2 separate regions of the Homo sapiens genome follow, and region 2 is linked to region 1. A link is a loop called in an ENCODE intact Hi-C map of the cell type or tissue named here. Cell type or tissue: prostate gland. All regions are shown on one strand. Each heading gives the region's core, and the rest is flanking DNA. Links, peaks and the distances in the headings are about the cores only. Region 1 overlaps NAV2 (neuron navigator 2). Region 2 has its middle 9.1 kb from the start of HTATIP2.

Evidence for each region. A loop is a pair of places that touch in the nucleus more often than their neighbours do. Peaks named below come from ENCODE experiments on the same cell type or tissue, not always from the same donor. Only the 100,000 strongest peaks of a DNase experiment are listed, where the experiment ranks them.
Region 2: a loop joins it to region 1, with 5 times the contacts of the local background. A loop is called at or near these places in 52 of 110 quality-filtered maps.

The regions. Positions count from the first base shown.
Region 1 is chr11:19,946,152-19,956,056 of GRCh38, reverse strand. NAV2 (neuron navigator 2) reads right to left here. Exons shown (of 38, transcript NM_145117.5): 9 at 9,548-9,656; 10 at 6,977-7,366. Among named protein-coding and RNA genes, the nearest start is that of NAV2-AS3, 30 kb to the left of the region's middle. In prostate gland, for the core only: a CTCF peak has its summit at 4,396 (motif pointing left); a DNase peak (open chromatin) is centred at 4,356.
Region 2 is chr11:20,349,675-20,359,579 of GRCh38, reverse strand. No RefSeq gene overlaps it. Among named protein-coding and RNA genes, the nearest start is that of HTATIP2, 9.1 kb to the left of the region's middle. In prostate gland, for the core only: a CTCF peak has its summit at 5,568 (motif pointing right); no DNase peak of the experiment used is centred there.

The DNA of each region.
Region 1 (9,905 bases), core at 3,181-5,680:
TTCCCAAGCGTTCCAAGAGCGCCAAAAGCCAAGATCGTTTCAGTGGGATCGGCCTAGAGAAACGAGAATCTATCCTTTCCAAATCTCGAGATGCCTGCCACACCCTGCTGGAACCTGCCATAAATCAGTGCCTTTCAGGACAGCCTCTCCTAAATTCATTTATCTTGGCTCCAGGGTGCGTTAGGCTGTAAGGAGCACTCTGGCTTTCTCTCCTATCAGTCTGCCAGAAACAACAGCCTATCAAGGTCACTCCAGGTCTGGTCTGGACATATTCACCAGATAAGAAAGAGCCTTTCATGCTATTAATCTACCCCCTTTGATTCAGGGTACTGTCTGCTATGTTCTATGCTGACTTGGTGAGAAATACCTCACACATTTGTCCCATAATGTTCAGTGAAAGAAGGAAGAGATGAACAGGGGCATGTCTATCTTCCATCAGTCCACATGGCAAATGCCCCTAGTTCTCTCTTTTTCTTGTATTGACAATGTCAAGCTCACAGGGTTAGAGGCAGTCTAAACTGACAGGGCCCAGAAGAAGAAAGACATGTGGCTACGTCCTCAAACTCAATGGTGCTACAATCATAGGCACAAATTCATTTAGCGGAATATGGTTGGCCTTGCCATTTTTAAAGTTAGTTGTAGCATTCATTTGACATTTTTTTTTTCTCAGACAAGGTCTTGCTCTGTCACCCAGGTTGGAGTGCAATGGTGTAATCACAGCTCGCTGCAGCCTCAACCTCCTGGACTCAAGTGATACTTCCACCTCAGCTGGGACCACAGGAACATGCCACCATGAACAGCTTTTAAATTATTTGTTGCAACAGGTCTCACTATATTGCATAGGCTGGTCTTGAACTCCTAGGCTCAAATGATCCCCCCATCTCAGCCTCCCAAAGTGCTGGGATTGCAGATGTGAGTCACCATGCCCAGCCAACAAATATTTATTGACTGCTTACTATGCAACAGGCAGGCACAGTGCCAGCCAATGAAGATACAGGAGCATTCAAGACAGATTTGACCCTAACCTTTAGAACTTACAACAGGTTTGGGTTTTGTCTTTCCTATCCCATATATATATATATGTGTGTATATGTATATATATATGTATATATGTATATATATATGTATATACACACACACACATATATACACATATATATACACATACATACACACACACACATGCATATACACACACACATATACTCACATACATACATACAAACACTAATAAACCAATTCTGATGTAGTGCTACCAGTGCTAATACAGATACAGCAAGTAACAAGGAAGCATACAGAAAGGTCACTACCTCTGCTTGGATGGAATCAGAGAGGAGATGACCTGACAGGCAATAAAGGAAAAGATACAAGGTATTATACATGCAAATGATGCATGAGAGCACGAAGCACCCTCTTATGAACAAATAATACAAACAAAAATAAAGTATAACAACTATCCATATAGCATTTACATTGTATTAGATATTATAGGTAATCTAGAGATGATTTAAAGTATATAGGAGGATCTACATAGGTTATATGCAAATACTATGCAATTTTACATGAAAAACTTGAGCATCCACAGATTTTGGTATTTTCTGGGGGTCCTGAAACCAATCCCTCATGGATACTGAGGGATGACTTTAATTAATTCAGCATGAATGAGTTCCTCAATTTCTGAAGAACGGAGTCTCCCCGCAGGCATCTGTGCCCATATTTGTTGATGGAGTAATTCCTGCCACCAAGGAGGGAAGACAGCAGCCCCTAAAAAGCCACTGTGGAAGACCAAATGCTTACATCCTGTTTTCTCTCTACACTAGGCTATTGATCAGCCTCATTCTCAAAAGCCAACATCCTTAGCCCTAAATATCACCAGCCAGGAGCTTTAAACCAACACAATGACTCACAGTGAAAAGGAATTGAGACCACAGCCTCTATCAACCACTAGATGGACACCACAGGCTAAGCTGGCTTTCTCCAAGTGTTCTGTAAATAGAACCATTGAGCTTCATAGCGTGTGGTAGCGAGTTATATAAGCATAAGGTCCTGCCAGAGTAGGCATCAAGAATAGACCATTCTCAAAATATTAAATACCTGCTAAGTCCCAGTCTCTGGGTTTAGAAAAATAATGAGTGCTGTCTGCCTGCTAGGAACTCCAAGTTTAGTGGAGAAAGACACACACACACACACACACACACGCGCGCGCGTGCACATTTCTTGTGCATCTCAGATTCTTGCCTGTTCTTTTCAAGCTCTATCTCTAATATTCAAAGGTTAAGAACTTGTTCCAGTTCACTTGGCAGAGCCAGGATTAAATCTCAAGTCTGTCTGCCTTTTAAGAACATACTCTTTCCTCAGTACCATCCAGTGGCTTTCAGACACTTCCCATGCAAAGTGAAACGCTTATATATAAGGGTAGGTGTGAACCAAGACTACCAGAAACACGTGAGACTGAGCTAACTGTGACTGGGGGAATCCCAGAGGACATCACAGGGGAGACATTTTCTTCAGGATTAGTCAGATGGGCATGAGGGGAAAGGAATTCCAGGAAGAAAGCAGCATGTCCCAGGAGGGAGGGCTTTGCAAATGCAGGAACCAGAGGCAGGGCTTTGCAAATGCAGGAACCAGCTTTTGGTGGTGGCAGGTAGCCTAGAGCAGTGGGAAGTCTGGAGTGTGTGAAGGGAAATGTGGCCGGGGGCAAGTCAGCGAAGGCAGATGAGGCAAAGGCCATGAAGAGCCTCCACAGTCAGTTAAGGCATTCAGATCTGTTCCCACAGGCAATGGGAAGCCATCAAAGGTTCTGAGAGGGAGAAACTTCTGATGTTATATTTAAAGGGTCATTTTTTTGTCCATAAAGGGATATCTACTTATACTTTGGAACATTACACAACTCAGTGCCTCCTTTGAAAAGAAAAAAAAAATCATTTCAAACATATGGACGTGGAGTCTGCCCCTTTAATTTTATTCTGTACCATATGGCACTTTGAATTTTTAGAATATGAGTAGAAGATTGACTTCACAGATCAAAACCTAGTAAGAGAAATTTCATCTGTTATTTTAATTTCCTCCCCACTACAGCCAATGCCCAATTTATCAATCCAATAAAAGGGATGAGTGAGATCAGATAACAACCTGTAAAGTACTTAGACATGCCTGGTATATACCAGGCACAATATAAGAACACACACACACACAAAGTGTAAGAGGCATTTGCCCTTAATTCTTAGCTAAACTACATGGTAATATGGTAATAAAGTAATTTCAGCCCTACCATAGGGAGAATTGAAGGATACACACAGGTGCACATGCACACACCAGTACAGAAAATGAACTAGAGGCATCAAAAAATAGCTGTTATGCCAAGCCGAAGTACAGCATCACTTTAAAAACAGAGGTCTTAGGTTTTTAGAAACCAGAATTTACTTCCATATCAGATTTTCTAAATAAACTTACTATAAACTTTTACAAGAACTTTCCTCAAAGAGCCTCTGTACAGATTGATATATTACTCATACATCAAGGCTACATTTCTACTAAGCCAAATAAACATCTGGACAAAAGCTTTAATCATTTCATTGTTTCCAAGCGCCTGGATGTTTGAGGGAGATAAGGCATCTAGACCCCGACTGGGATTTTGGTCTTTATCAGATACAACTGCAAACAGAAATCCAGCTGAAGGTTTAAAAACCATATTAATTGTAGCACTTCAAAGCTCAGGGAAGTCAAATGACATGCCTAACGTCACAGAGCTGGCAAGAGGTTGGGGAGGGTTTAAGCCCTGGTCTGCCCAATATGATATCCCAGTCTATTTCCCTTTCACTACATCAATTGCCTCAACAATGCCTTATTCAGCACATTCTGAAGCACAGAATAACCAGCCTTTCAATATTTACAACCTTGCCAGTTTATAGGAAGAATATGATGAGTAGAAAAGACATTAAGTGTCTTGCTCTGAACTCTGCGTGTAAACACAAACTGGTAACTTGGCCTCAAAGCAGAAATTCACATGCATTTCCACAGAGTGGATACATGCTTAACAAGTGTTCTAGAATGCTACAACTAGAAGGAGCATTAGGTTCCATCTGGGCTACCTCTCCTCATGCTGAGGGTACATTTCTACATTAAAAGGAACAGGAAGAGAAACCAGACCAAAGTTCTCCAGTTTCAGTAATTGGGTGCTTTGCTTACGTTTCTGAACTTTTTATCTACACTTGCTCTAAGTGCTATCACACATGCTAAAACGTAAACTTGGCAAAGCTGGAACTGAAATGTAAACATCGGTGCTTTTAAGCAAAGGTAAAGGCTCTGGTTTGGATGGTTAAAGAAACCAGGAGTTTCTCAGTCGGCTATCACTAAGATTCAGGTTAGAGTGTTTCAATGTCTCCACCTTGTGGACATAATCAACACTACATCAAAATGAATTCACTGGCCATCTTTTTAGAATTGAAAGACTGGTTCGACAATAAAATCAACTATTACAGGATACAAAAACCTCAAAACAAGCCACAATTTGTTCGGTAGTATATGAAAATGGGAATTGATAATAATAAATCTGAGTCCATGCTAGATACCAAAAGTCTTCTAAACAATAATACAAAGATTACATTATGTGAAATTCAGTTGTAATAGGTGTATGCTATTGTTTTTCATGTTTATGGAAAACTAGAAAAAAAAGGATGCTCTAAGTTGACCAGGTCATTTAATTTCTCACTCCATTAATTGCGCCAGCCATTCCAGGCAGCAGAAATTTGTTGTACTGTAAGGTGTTGGGCAGCTCAGAAAACACTACAAAATAAAGGCCTCAGAAGTGAAAGTTTCTCTCTGACCTTTTTCTGCCCTCTGGTCTCTCAATCCTATTTCCCCTGAGGCCAGCCATAGAAACTAGAATCCCTCTGCCCCTAGGTAGGCCATAGAAATCAGAACCCTTTTTCCCCAAAGCCAGTCATAAAACCTCCAAACATTATTCTAATTTTCCCTCTTCCTTTCTGTGTGAAGCCTGGGCATAAGGAAATTATCTGACCCACCTTGTTTGATTGTAGAAACCTCCATTACAGAGAGGGCTCTGCCCCATACGCAGAAGGCAGGAATGCTTCTCAGAAGGGCCAAGAAGAACCTTGCTTGGTTTCCCCACTCCATCTGCTAGCATTAGATCATACCTTTTTTGCCCAATCATATTTCTACACAGCTGCCCGTACTTTGTAGAACCTAAGCATAAAATTGGACAATCTCCCCTATATCTTTGGGTATTCATTCTGAAGGCTTCTGTGTATATACATTAAGTAAATTTGTATGTCCTTTCTCCAATGAATCTGCCTTTTGTGAGCTGATTTTCCAGTGAACCTTCAGAGGGTAAAGGGGAAATTTTCCTTTTGCCCCTGCAAAAGGTTTGGTGGATTCTGTTTTCAAAGATTTCACTACCCAAGATAGTTCTAAAAGTAACAGGCTGAAAACCAAAGCACCTCTATGCCTCAGCTTTTAATGAAATAAAAGAACACTTCTAGTCACAGAGGTAGAACAGAGAAAAATCAAATTCATTTTGAAATAAACTCTAGTAGTTGTAGTATTTCAATACAGCAATAAAACGTTGGCAAGATGGTACACTATTACGCTCTGTCCCTAATAGCTGCAAGCCCTTGGGCAAGTTATTTAACCTTCCTGGACTTCACCTTCCTCATCTCTAAAATGGGGACTATGATATCATCTACCTCAAAGGATTGCTATGGAGATAGAACAAGAGAGTATAAAAGTAAAGCACCTAGCACTGTGTTTGGCATATAGGAGAGTTAGCTATTATTTAAATTATAAAAATACTGGCTCACCCATTGGGTTCTTGATCATTATTTTCATGGAAATGAGTGGCACAATTAGTATTTCTGCTTTTTCTTATCTGTAACTTTAACAGCTAGAACATTCAAGGTGGAAAAGATCTTGGAGAACTTCTGGGCAAGTCATGTTAACAGATGAAGGAAGAAGTCCCAGGCAAGTGAAATAACTCACTGCACCTTAAGTCTGCAGGGTGATCTGAGAGGGGAGCATGAACAAGTTACCAGCCAGGCCTCGTGCTATACAGTCATGGCAGGCTCCACCTGAAAGGTTCCTTAGACATCATCTCATCACTCCCCTTCACTTCATATATGAGCACACAGAGAAACAGGGAGGCTGGATTTGTTCATTCATTCACTGATTCACGTGTTCATTGATTTAGCAATATTTATGAGCTCCTATTATACACAACACACTGGGGATTCTGCAGTGAACGCGCAAGACAAGTCCTTGCTTTATGGTACTTACTGCTGCAAGTAGGAGGGGGCCGGGAGGCAACAGAGGATATACACATAATCAGGCTAATTTCGAATAGTGATAATCTTCCAAAGGAGCCTGCCACAGAGTGGTGGAGATGCGTAGGGCAGGAGGCAGGACACACACCTACTTCAAATTGCATGGTCAAGGAGGGCCCCTCCAAGGAGGTGTCAGCTGAGCAGCAAGAAGGACCTACCATGCAAAGATCTGGGAAGCAGAATCCAGGCTGAGAAACAGAGTGCAAGGCTGTGAGGCCGGAAAGAGCTTGACAAGATTGAAGATTGGAAGGGACAGCTGCAGCAGGGAAATAGGTAGGAGAGAGGAAGATGAGATCTAAGAGGCAGGTACAGGCCAGATCTCATAGGCCCGGGGAGGCCGTCTAACCTGCAAGTAGTCCATCCTCAGTGCAAGGTTTGGTTTAAGGGACTGATGCGACATGGTTTGTTTTCAGGTATTACTCTGTTGTGATTTACTGGCCAAGCCTGGACTACCCAGGCCTTCAGACTCACAGCCGAGCAGCGTTTCCCTCCATGTCACACAGCCTTTGATATGGACAGCAGAAACTCAGGTGGGCAGTTTGACCTCCTCCAGAAGAATCAAATAGAGCCCTACAAAAGAGAAGCCAGGTGCCAAGCCCTCTTTCTCTCTGGGAGAAAGGGCGGCCCCGGGTACTTACCCGCTTGTAATGTCATCGGTCCGGATGTTCTTGCTCAGAACATCCCCGTCGCTCATGTAGCCGGGGGCATCCATGCTGATGCCTTCCAGGTCCATCTCATCTCCTGCCTTGTCTGAGACGTCCACATGGCAGACACTACTGCCCCGGGAGGCCAGCTGCCTTCTCAGAGGGGCGGAGTACACATAGCGACCTGACTCAGTGTTGATGAACCTGCTGGCGTTGGCTCGAGGGGGATACCCATTGCCCATTGAGGGGGCGTCTCCTGCTTGGAGCCGAGGGCTGGACTGGCCCAGTCTCCAGGACAGAGGTGTGGGCCTCCCTGTCAAGCTGAGTATGCTACGGCCACTCATCTCCGTGGTGACATTGGTGTCAAACGTGGTTTCCAATGTGCTAGAAACAAAACCAACCTGATTAGACTCAAAGGTACCTAGTATCCTTCACAGTTTATATGTTCTTTAATTATTTAGAATTATGAAATAATCCTCATATATAAAATAGGATAAAACAGCCAGCCCCCATGTACCACCTGATGTGCTTCCTCTGCTCAAAATGAGAAAGGAAAGCTACACATCTACATAACATTCTGAAAAGCCTACCGGAGACTTTCCCTGCTAAAACATGGTACAAGAAACGAATTACTTTAATTAAATGACCTCAACTACTAGAATTTTCTTTCCAGGCCAGATGCAGTGGCTCACTTTCCAGGCCAGATGCAGTGCCTGTAATCCTAGCACTTTGGGAGGCTGAGGAGGGCGGATCATGAAGTCAAGAAATCAAGACCATCCTGGCCAACATGGTGAAACCCCATCTCTACTAAAAATACAAAAATTAGCTGGGCATAGTGGCATGTGCCTATAGTCCCAGCTACTCGGGAAGCTGAGGCAGGAGAATCGCTTGAACCCAGGAGGCTGAGGTTGCAGTGAGCTGAGATTGCATCACTGCACTCCAGCCTGCCGACAGAGAGTGAGACTCCATCCCCCCCGGCAAAAAAAAAAATAAGAATTTTCTTTCCAATCTGGGAAAGAAAATACTAGAAAATGCTGAACTGATTAGGATGGGGCATGAAGGTTCCTGCTTGCCCATTCATTCTAGGATGTTGCATCACAGCCTTCTTTTCCTAAGGGTGGGATTCTCCACCCACCGGGAGTTCCTAATACCACATTTTACATCCTCAGCTCCCTCCCAACTGAGCAGTGGACACAGTTCTAATTTTCTAACCCTCTAAAGTTCACTTCCCCCAGACTTTTGCTTTTCTCATATTTCATCCAAAAAGCCTGGAAAGATTGGTAAATGCCTGGGCTTGAGTTCCCTCTTCAATCAAGTTACATGGACTAGAATCTGCCCAAGGATGAGCTCAATCTCTTGGCAGAGTCTGTCTTCCACTGTTTTCACAGCGCTGCAGTTTCTTGCAGCCCAGTCAAGACTATCGTGTGCACCTTCACAGGAAAACTGGAATTTCCTCACTGAGCAGAGAATGAGATTCTTCCCTGCAGAAGAAACCACTGAAGTCTTCCCTCCTGTCATAATTACCATCCCACCGTCAAACTGCTATGCCAACATTAAGTCAGTGTCAGTGACGATGGTGGAAAAAGGGATGTTTCACACCTAATGGTAGAGTCACAAGATCCAATATCTGACTCCCCTTCATTCAGATACCTAAAGGTTTAAGAGGGTACCACCCCCAAACCCCCGAGTTTACTCTCCTCTGGAAGAGCCAATTTGGTCCCTTAAGCTGTTTTTGTTTTCCTCTGATCTTGGAAGTGGCCTTATTTTTCTCAGATTGGACCCCTTGTTTTGGGCCTCGGTCCTATTGGAGATGGAACCCACAGTGGTTAACCCCAATCTTCCAAAACTGCTGACAGTGGGGAAGCCCTGTGGTTTCCTTGCCATAGCCACTTATCAAAGAAACTGAAATTGGAGAAGCAAAGGAGACTCCCTGGGAGCTCAGTGGGGACAACAAGAACTTTCCTTGATTTCTACAACTATAAAACCTCCTCCTGCCCAAATCACAAAAGACATCCCAGGGTTGCATCCTCTTCAACTTCTTGTTCAACAATGAAAGCACCTGATGTTTCCAATGTAATACTAGATTTCATCCAACTAAATCAGAGTTAAAACATGATCATAAGTTTTTATAAATATTTCCTTACATGTTTTATGTACGTGCATGACTAACAATATTACAGAGTGCTGCATATCAGAAGATTGGGTAGGAATTCAAGCTATTCAGTTTATCACACAGGTCAAATATAGTTCACCTGCTCATTTCCACAGCACCAGACAGTTATAGAAAATGCAAGTAAAGTGAAATTTAAATAGAGCTGGTCTACAGTATCCTTTGTTGAATGGATTTAGCAACCTTCTGCTTTTGGGAAAAATCTGTCTATACTAATTTTTTATTTCCTATAACTCTCTTCTGCATGTCATATGGCATTCTTTGTGAATTCCGGCACATTTGGAAAGCGAGGCTATGATCCATTATAACCAAATCGCTTTGCTACTGCTATGAACAAACACAGGAGAAAATTAGGATACCAGGTAGTTCAGTAAAGTAATTCACACTGCAGATACCTGTGTGTAACCTGAGTTCCCCTTAAACTGGACATGGTTTCCTCCAAATTCTGCCGCAGATCAGCGATGTTCTTCACTGTCCGCAGCCGCCGAGCCTCAGGATCTTCCCCTAGAAAGATGAGGGTTAAGACTAGTTTAATTCTCTGACCAACCATGAGCTTCATAAGGGCAGCATCCATGTCTATGACCATAACCATATTCCATGCTCAGCACGTGCCTTGCTGTGGGTGCTTAATAAGGATTTGACAATGAATGAATGATTGAATGGAAGTGTGAATGGAAGCCCAAAGGAAGTGTGAAGTCCAGGGAGATTCTTCCTTCAGGTGCCTCCTTAAATAGGTGAAGTCTAGCATGTGGG
Region 2 (9,905 bases), core at 4,247-6,746, 400 kb before region 1:
GGCTGTGCTCTTGCTCATACTCTTCATTGTCTAAATTCAACCAGAAGCTAGAGGGAACTTATATTGTGCAGACCAGTTTTCTTCAGGGCATACAATAAGGTAGATAAATGAGGAGAATGGATGATTGAAGCTATCAAGTACATCCCCCTAGATTCAAGTCCAGTAGAAAGAGCATAACTGTAAGCAGAAGTCCCCAGCTGTATCTCCTTAGTTCTGATTAAACCTTATGATTGTCACTGTGGCTCTGGGAATGAAGCCGGGTGGGGCTATCTCTTCCCACATGTCTGGGAGTAGGGGAGGAAGTAAGGTCCCCAAGGAAAGTAGAGGTCACTATTATAGAAAGAAAACAGAACGGATGTTAAATAGCATCTAAAGTGGCTATACTTGTTCCCCATTTATCTCATTTATTTGTAAATATGAATGCTAGATAATTTTTTTTTTTTTTTAACAAATGAGAGCTTTAAATAACTGTAGCATGACTAAGATATCTGGTTGGGCACATAAGAGGTTGGATTTGGTAAAGGTAGGTGTCTGAAAGAAAGTATTGTAATTTTCTGCTCTCACATAACAAATACAACCATGAATTGCATTCAACAGTTTAGGTAGTTGATTTAGTGTATCTATCGTGTTCTTGATAGCTAATTGTTTTTATAGATGGAGAAACTGAGTCACACGTTTATTAAATATATCATCTAAGATCTTGGGATTCAACTTTGGTGCCAGGACAAGAACCTGGATATCCAGATCAATGACAAAATCATGAGTAATACCTGTGTAATTCTAGAATGTTTTCAGGAAAGCATAATTCTTCTTGTTTTTAGCTGATAGCACTGTATTTGTTAAATTCTTCAGGTTCCCTAGCACTCATGGGTATGTCCTCTTACTGATATATACCAAAGGAATAACCTATGTAAAAGCACTGTGGTAGGTAGAAGTATGGCTGGTTTTGAAGGGCCAAAAACCAATATGCTTGAAATGGAGAGATGGAAGCATGGGGCAGGGGCAGGGCAGGGGAGGGGAGACTAGAGAGGCAGGTAGGGACCAGCCTGTGAAGGACATCATAAGATACATTATCATTTATAATTATTGTTAAATTTTAGGTTTTAAAATTTAGCAAACTTGATTTTATTAGATTTATTTTTTATGGTTTTCTTCTATTCAAGGTAGTGAAATATTACCTTAATTACCATTAATACATTTATTAGTACCTGTTACTAGTAGTACATTTAACAAAGTTTAAAAAAAAAGAGGACGTTTTCATAAAATATTAAGTACAGCTGAGTGTATTGTAAACATAGGATATGGTAAACTCATGAAAATAGTATCTGAAGGAGTAAAGTTTGGGAAACACTGGTATGTTGGGCATTTTTCTTTTTTCTTTCTTTTGTGAGATATGATCTTGCTCTGTCGCCCAGGCTGTAGGGCAGTGGCATGATCTCAGCTCATTGCAACCTCTGCCTCCCGGGTTCAAGCTCCCACAGCCTCCCGTGTGGCTGAGACTACAGACACGCATCTTTTTTTTTTTTTTCTCCAGAAACAGGGTTTTGTCATGTTGCCCAGGCTGGTCTTGAACTCCTGAGCTCGAGTAATTATCTGTGTCAGCCTCCCAAGTACTGGGATTACAGGCACATTTTTCATTTGCCCCTCCAGATCCACTTTCCACTCTCTGTATCCTTTTCTGTGACTCCACAGCTGACCTCTAAGGCCTGCATCACCCAGTCTACCTTGTCCTCCTTGACCTATCACCTACCTTGGTGATAAGAGTCACCAGTAGGAAATTGAAGCAGAGGAGGAGTATGGGGTTAGGGGCTTTATTCCCCTGAATTCCTGCTATGAGATTGCTATTCCTCGACCCAAGAGCCTCACTCCTGTCTGATAGCCTCCCTGACAGCTGCAGGCACTCTCTCCAGGTTCCAGTAACCACCTCCTTGCCTCAACCTTTTAGACTTAGGAGTAGAAATGGCTCCCCGCTATTGCTAGCACTGAGACACAGCACCATTCCTTGTTGGGTTTTCTTTAACCCTTCCTGCTTCCTTGTAAATAATCTTTCACTAAATTCTCCCTCAGTTACTCTGTTGGAACATGTTCTCTGTTTCTTGCCAGGACCCAAACTGATACACATGATGTGGTAGAAAGCAACTTTGCAGTCAGACGGAAGTAGATTTGAATCCTGGCCATCCACTTAGTAGCTGTGTGACCTCAGTGAAGTCCAACTAGATAAGCACAATATTTATCAAAACAGGAAGACTCTGCTCTGTGAGGTCAGCCACCACATCTATCTCACTGCTACAGCCCCAGCTTTGGGGCAGTGTTTGGCACTTAGTAGGTGCTCAAGAAAAATGTTTTCATGGGGTAGATTTCACCATACCTTATGCATGAGACCTAGGAGAGTAAGAGGTGAACTAGTCAAACATACTTTATGGATGACCCCCAAGAATGTAGCAAGACTTGTGCAAGTAGTGGATCTTAGACACACTCTTTAATGCAGGCAACAAAAGGAAGGGTTGAGGCTGGTAAAAAAAATTAGAAAACATGTCAAGGAACTGACTGGCAAAGAGCACCCTGCCTACTACACCACCATGTCCCTAGAGATCTCATCTCCTCCCCCACTATCACTCCACCTCAAAAGCCAGTTCCCTTCTGAAGGGGGACTCTGTTGAGAGGGCATGTCTTCTTTCTGATGAGGAGGGAACATGAGGGAAGGCACACAAAGAGACCTGAGGGTCCCAGGGAGAAGACAGTGAAGGAACAACCAGATGGGCAGAGGATTTATGCAAGACCAGGGCTGGATTGGCAGGGAAGCCACAGATGTCATGGTCCCTGAAAGTCAAAAAGAGGTGATGAGCTGGTATATTAGTTTCCTAAGGCTGCTGTAACAAATGACCACACACTGGATGGTTTACAACACCAGAAACTTACTCTCTCAGAAGTCTGAAATTGAAGTGTCAGCAGGACCATGTTCCCTCTGCAGGTTCTAGGGGAGAATGCTCCCTTCCCTCTTCCCACTTCTGATGGCTCCAGGCGTTCCTCGGGTTGTGGCTGTAAAACTCCCATCTCTGCCTCTGTCTTCACGTGGTCTTCTCTTCTGGTGTCTGTGTCTTCTGTCTCTTATAAGGACAATTGTCAATGGATTTAGGGCCTGCCCAGATAATCCAGGATGACCTCATATGAAGATCTTTAACTTATTTATATCTACAAAGAACTTTTTTCCAAATAAGTTCATGCTCATAGGGTGCAGAGGTTAGGATGAGGACAGGTCTTTTGGGGGGCCACCATTCAACCCACTACAGATGTTGATATGGCTTGGCTGTGTCCCCACCCAAATCTCATCTTGAATTGTAGTTCCCATAGTCCCCACATGTTGTGGGAGGGACCCAGTGGAAAGTAATTGAATCGTGGGGGCAGTTTCTCCCATGCTATTCTCATGATAGTAAGTTCTCACAAGATCTCATGGTTTTATAAGGGGCTTCCGCCTTTGCTTAGCTCTCATTCTTCTCTCTCCTGTCATTGTGTGAAGAAGGATATGTTTGCTTCCCCTTCCACCATGATTGTAAGTTTCCTGAGGCCTCCCCAGCCACGCTGAAATGTGAGTCAATTAAACCTCTTTCCTTCATAAATTACCCAGTCTCAGGTATGTCTATTAACAGCAGGAGAATGGACTAATATAGTCGGTAAACAGGACAAATATTGGTCATTTTTAAACGAAAGAGTTACTTGATGAACTCTGCACTTAATGGTTAAAGATTAAGCCGAAGGTAGTGTTCAGGGAAGAGATAAAGACAGGAGGGGGCTTCTGGTGAAAGCTCTTGCCAAAGTAACCTACGGGATGATGAAAATATGGACCGATGTAGCCACTGCAGGAAAGAGGAGGAAGTAATGCATATGAAAGACCTTATTTTTTAAAAAATCAATCTTGTTCTCTCCAACAACATGGAAAGAGCATAAGTTTTTGAGTCATATGACCCACGTATAAGCCCCAGTTTGTATACTGACTAGCTATGTACGTTTGGTCAAGCTCTTAGTTTTAGTCTTTTTATCTGTAAGTTGAGGGTAATGGCAAACCTGCTTATTGCATAGGTTTATAGCAAAGTTCAAATCAGATACCACACAGCACTGGTTGTGTGCTGTGACAGTATACCACGTGGCCACATGGTGGCGATTTGCAATTCTGACTACACATGGACATCCCTTGAAGCTTTAGAAAAATAAAGATGCCTGAGTTTGCCCTAGACCTACTGAATTAGGAACAGCAGTTTTAAAAACTCCTTGAGTCATACTGCTGCCCAGTTAAAGGAGAAATTCACTGTGGAAGGACATGGTATTAAGATATAATATCCATAAAGAAAATGAACATAGTCTTCACCTTAGAAAGACCATGTAGTGGCCTGAAGCAAACTGGGGTTCAACTCTCCTCCTTTAAAAAAAAAAAAACTTATGAACATCCTTATAAATCAGGAATTATGATTATTATGGATTCATTTTGTATTTTTAGTAGAGACAGAGTTTCACCATGTTGGCCAGGCTGGTCTTGATCTCCTGACCTCAGGTGATCCACCCGCCTCGTCTCCCACAGTGCTGGGATTACAGGCATGAGCCACCATGCCCGGCCAATTATTATTAATTTTAATATTATCACTAATTATTCAGTTTCATGTAAACATAAAACAAGTTCCAGTTTAATTCTAACTAAGAATTTGAAATATCCGAGCCTGTTTATCCAGCCACTGGGACAGGACACCCAAAGTCTACTTGCTGGGGTCTGAGGAGCTTCCTGGGAGATAACGCATCCAAACAAAAGAAAGATCCTGGTACGAAAAGTTTCACCTCATAAGAAAGATTTAGCCATCAGAAAGGAAGGAGGGTGATTCAAATACAACGTAGGATCTGTTTCTTAATGACATTTACTTCCTGAGCTTCTGCTAGTTTCCCATGGCTTTGTGTAACAGTCCTGTGGTGCACACACAGTGAACCCGAAAAACCAAAACGCTTGTTTTACTAAGGAATGAACAAAAAGCTCTGCAAGACAATGAAGAACAAGCAGCACTGCTTGGAGGCTGCCTTTAAATAAAGGAAAAGTGGAAGGAGAATGGCTGTATTTTATTCTTCCAAAAGGAATTTCCTGCAGTTTTAACTCCTCAAAGAATTCAGAGCCTTGGCCTCAGAAAGGAGGAAGAGGGTAGATGGAGGAGGGGAGGGAGAGGGAAAGAGAGAGAGAGAGAGAATGCAATGAGAACAATCTTATCAAATAACACAGTCAGACAGGGAGACATACTTCCAAAAACGCATTTCATAGATTGTGTGAGTCTTCAGGAGCAGGAGCTGAAGGGACTTCAAATGGATAAGGACAATTTCAGCCTAGGAAACCCAGGTTAAAGGATATTTTACAATTCCTGACATAAGCACTGATTAGAGTAACATACAGGGAAGAAAAACAAGTTTAGTTTATAAAGGTTTGTGTGTACAACGCAGAACATAAATCCAGATCCAGTATCACCGTCCTGCACTCCTGGAAGCATCGCAATCTTGACAGTTGCAGCTAGGAAGCACAAGAGGGCGCCAGAGAAGGTGGAAATGTTTTATTTTCCCGGGTACCATTCAGTGTTGGAAAATCCCCTTTGATCTATTTTTTTCCTTTTTTACCATTAATTCTAGTTAACTCCTTTTATCTTTATTTATAAGCATGCTTACTATTAGTTCTCTTGGCTTTTTTAAGAAATGGAATGACTATGAGCCTTAAGTTTATTGGCTAATATTTCATTATTAACTTGGTTAAGTTGAGGGGTGGGATAGTTCACAAGTGAAAAAGCTAAAATAAGTAAGCAGTTTGGGAGAATGCAGAAGGGAAAGAAGTTGCTAGTGATGGATTAATTAAATAAATTAACATTTACTGGTTGGGTGCCCAGTCGTGTGTTAAACCCTATGGGTAGAAAGATAAAATGCACTCACAAATTTTCATCGAAACATCAGAAGTTAAAATTTCATAATACCTTATTTTCCCTATTTGAAACTCTCCTTATCCTCTTCACCTCTTCATCTGTTAATCTCTTCAGAAGAACTATCTGTAATAGTTAAGCACAAAGGCTTTGGAGTAAGACAGCTGAGTTCAGTTCCCAGTTCTTTCACTTTCTGGCGATTAACTTCCTTGTGCCCTACTTTCCTCGTCTGTAAAATGGGATGATAACAGCACCAACCTCATTGGGTGGTGTGAAGATTAAATGAGATCATCCACGTAAAGTGCTTGGAATTGTGTGATATTTAAGAGTGCAGTCTCTATTATTATTACTATTATTTGAGACAGTCTCTGTCACCCAGGCTGGAGTGCAGTAGCTCGATCTCAGCTCACTGCAACCTCAGCCTCCTAGATTCAAGCAATTCTCCTGCCTCAGCCTCTTGAGTTAGCTGGGATTACAGGCATGAGCCACCACACCAGGCTAATTTTTGTATTTTTAGTAGAGATGGGGTTTCACCACGTTGGCCAGGCTGGTGTCAAACTCCTGACCTCAGGTTATCCTCCCACCTTGGCCTCCCAAAGTGCTGGGATTACAGGCATGTGCCATCACGCATGGCTAATTTTTTGTATTTTTAGTACAGATGGGATTTCACCATGTCGGCCACGCTGGTCTCGAACTCCTGACCTCAAGTGACCTCCCGCCTCGGCCTCCCAAAATGCTGGGATTACAGGTGTGGCCTGGCCTTTTTTTTTTTACTTTTTTCCTTTTCCTCGAGAGAGGGTATTGCTCTATGGCCCAGGCTGGAGTGTAGTGGTTTGATCATGGCTCACTACAACCTCAACTTCCCAGGTTCGAGGGACCCTCCCACCTTAGCGTCTGGCATAGCTGGGACTATAGGTGGCACCGCCATACCCAGCTAATTTTTTTTTTTTTTTTAATAGAGACAGGGTCTCACTATGTTATCCTGGCTGGTCTGGAACTCCTGGACTCAAGCAATCCTCCCACCTTGGCCCTCCCAAACTGCTGGGATTGCAGGTATGAGCTACCATGCCTGGCCCGCTATTTGTTCTTGTTCAGGTACTACCCATTCGTAGGATTCCAACTGCAATAATAAATTCAAACAACTACAGAGCTGGAAAGGAAATAATATCTAATCTAATTCTCTCATCTTATAAATGAGAAAATGAAAGTTTGCCACTTGCTAGCTGTGTAAGATGGAAAAGTTCTTCACCTTTCCAATCCTGTAAAAGGGAATAATGAGCCTCAACATTCTCTTGAAGCTGTTGAGAGAATTAAATGAGGTAATGTACATAAAGCTGTCAATATCACACAAAGTCACTGCTCAGTTCTTCCATACTAGGGTATGGTAAAAAAACAAAACAAAACAAACAAAAAACACAAGACACTCCAGCCAACTACAAACCCTAGCCTTTCAAGAAAAGATGGTCAAGCAGTTTCAGATTTTACAATCATCCTTCTCACCAAACCAAATGAATGACACCCGGAAAGACTATGCAGGCTGTACTCACACAAAGGAAGGGCACTCCCTCATACCTCAAACTTTAAAGTGGCAGCTGGAGATCAAAGAGCTTGGAAATTAAAACACAGCCTAGACCTCTCCCTTCTAGGGAGGAAGAAGAGTCTAGAGACTGAAAGGCAGACAGCCAGGAGGAAAAGACATGGAATGTTCCTTGAGGCTAAATTCCCTCTTGGCAATGACATTAGAAGAGCTGAGCTAAGAAACATATTTTTCTCCCAGTTTAAAAGAAAGCTGGGGAGAAGGGCTGAGGAATGAATGCCTTATTCAGTCGTCTCAGATTGTGAGCAGAAGCTTGGGTGGGTGCAGGTGAACATCCCACTAGAAAGCAAACTCCATGAAGACAGGAGTTGTATCTGTTTGGTTCATTACTATATTCCTGCCACCTGGATTAGTGCCTGGCACTTGGCGGATGCTCAGTAAATATTGAGTAAATATATCGAGACACTCCTTAGAGTAGGGAAAAGTGCAAACCTATTTTTGGAGCTTGGGGAATGCAAAAATAAATTTTAATGAAATTATATATATTTTCTTAAAAATTCATGCAAATTTTATGCTGTGTCATCTATTGGTGTTTATTTTTACATCAATGAGTGACAACACTTGTAGCAGACAGCTGTACTGTTTTATCCAGCATCGATTCCTTATTTCCTTTGTGGCCCGCCCCTTCCCATTCCCCGTCCTGCAGGTGACTCTAGCAGCAATTCTACTTTCAACTCTAAGGCTGGGCCTATGATTCACTTCTAGCCAGTCTGAACGTTTCCTTCCCCGACAACAGCGATTGTTTTAGGGTTAGGCACATTACTCAATCAGACCTCATGTGACATAATTCCTATTTGGCTGTTAACCATGAAAAGAGATGCACTGTCTTCCCTACTGGACCTGGACCTGTGCGGGTATTTGTCTGTGTAGGAGAGGAAAACCAACCTTTCCTTCTATCCTTCTAAGTTCTTAGCTGAAGCCCCTATAACCAAGGACAGATTAACAAGAGAAAGTCATATGAATGTATTTAAGATGTTTTATGTGACATGGAAGCCTTCATTAGGAAATAAAGACCCAAAAAGGAGGTTAAAGACAGTCCCAATAAAAATATGAGCCGTCAGGTTTTAGCTCTCCGTGGTGCCATTTTAGGAGGCTAGAGAAAAATGTGAAACATTAATTTGAAGAGCTGTAGACAGATATTGGAGGAAACTAGAAGATTCAGGACTCAGTTTATAGGTAGATAACAAAACCTTAAAGACAATGAACAAGACTAAAATGGAATACTCACAAAGCTGTGCTACAGGTTTCCATTGAAACATAATTTTTCTCTCTACAATCACCTCCATTTCTCTAAAAAATAATCAAAGTGAAACTAATTTGTTTGCAAAAGGAGCCTAGTCTCATTAAACTTGGTCGGATTGTTGACAATACTACAGCAAGAATAGTGACTGACCACATAGGTCCCTTTCTTTTAGTTCGCTTTGCTAAAACTTTGCATAAAAAAATCTCAGATTAGACTTTTAAAAGCCTCTTAAGGCTAGGAAGCCATGCCAGGGACTTGCCATCAGACCTTGCCTGCAATCTCTGCATATTTAGGCAAATTCCTCTTTTCTTAAGGTTCCCCCAATATTATGAAGTTCCTGGGCCTGCAAGAACTGAAAAGACAACATGAAGCACAGGAAATTATTTTGATCAGACACAAATCTTTGTTTGCTAGGCAGGTTACTTAAAAGGTAAAGAAAAGCCATTTTACAATTTCTTTTTAAGAGAAGACCCATAATCCAAAAAACCATCATTTTACTGTTGCATCATACATTTATGACACTAACATTCTTTTTTTCCCTTTTTCTTTTCTTTTCTCTCTTTCTTTCTTTTTTTTTTTTTTTTTTTTTTTTTTTTTTTTTTGGAGACAGGGTCTTGCTCTGTTGCCCAGCCTAGAGTACAATGACACAATCACTGCTCACTGCAGCCTCACCCTTCCAGGCTCAAGCGATCCTTCCACCTCAGCCTCCTGAATAGCTGAGACTGTCGGAATGCACCACCACACTTGGCTAATTTTTTTTACTTTTTATTTTGTAGAGATGGGGTCTTGCTATGTTGACCAGGCTGGTCTCAAACTCCTTGTCTCAAGTGATCCTTCCACCTCAGCCTCCCAAAATGCTGGGATTACAGGCGTGAGCCACCATGCCAGCCTCATCTCACATTTCTTATAGGTATATGCTGTTTCCTCATAGTACAATTTCTCATATTTATTAGCAGACTCAAATATATTTAGATTCTCTATACTGCATAAAAACAAGATGACAGAAGTATACAAACTTAAACTTATATTCAGCAATTAATGTTTCATTGTTTCATCTTATTTGGAAATGATCTAGATGTTCAATGAATACTCATAATTTAACTTAACTTACTAAAGCTTTAAGGTTTCAAAT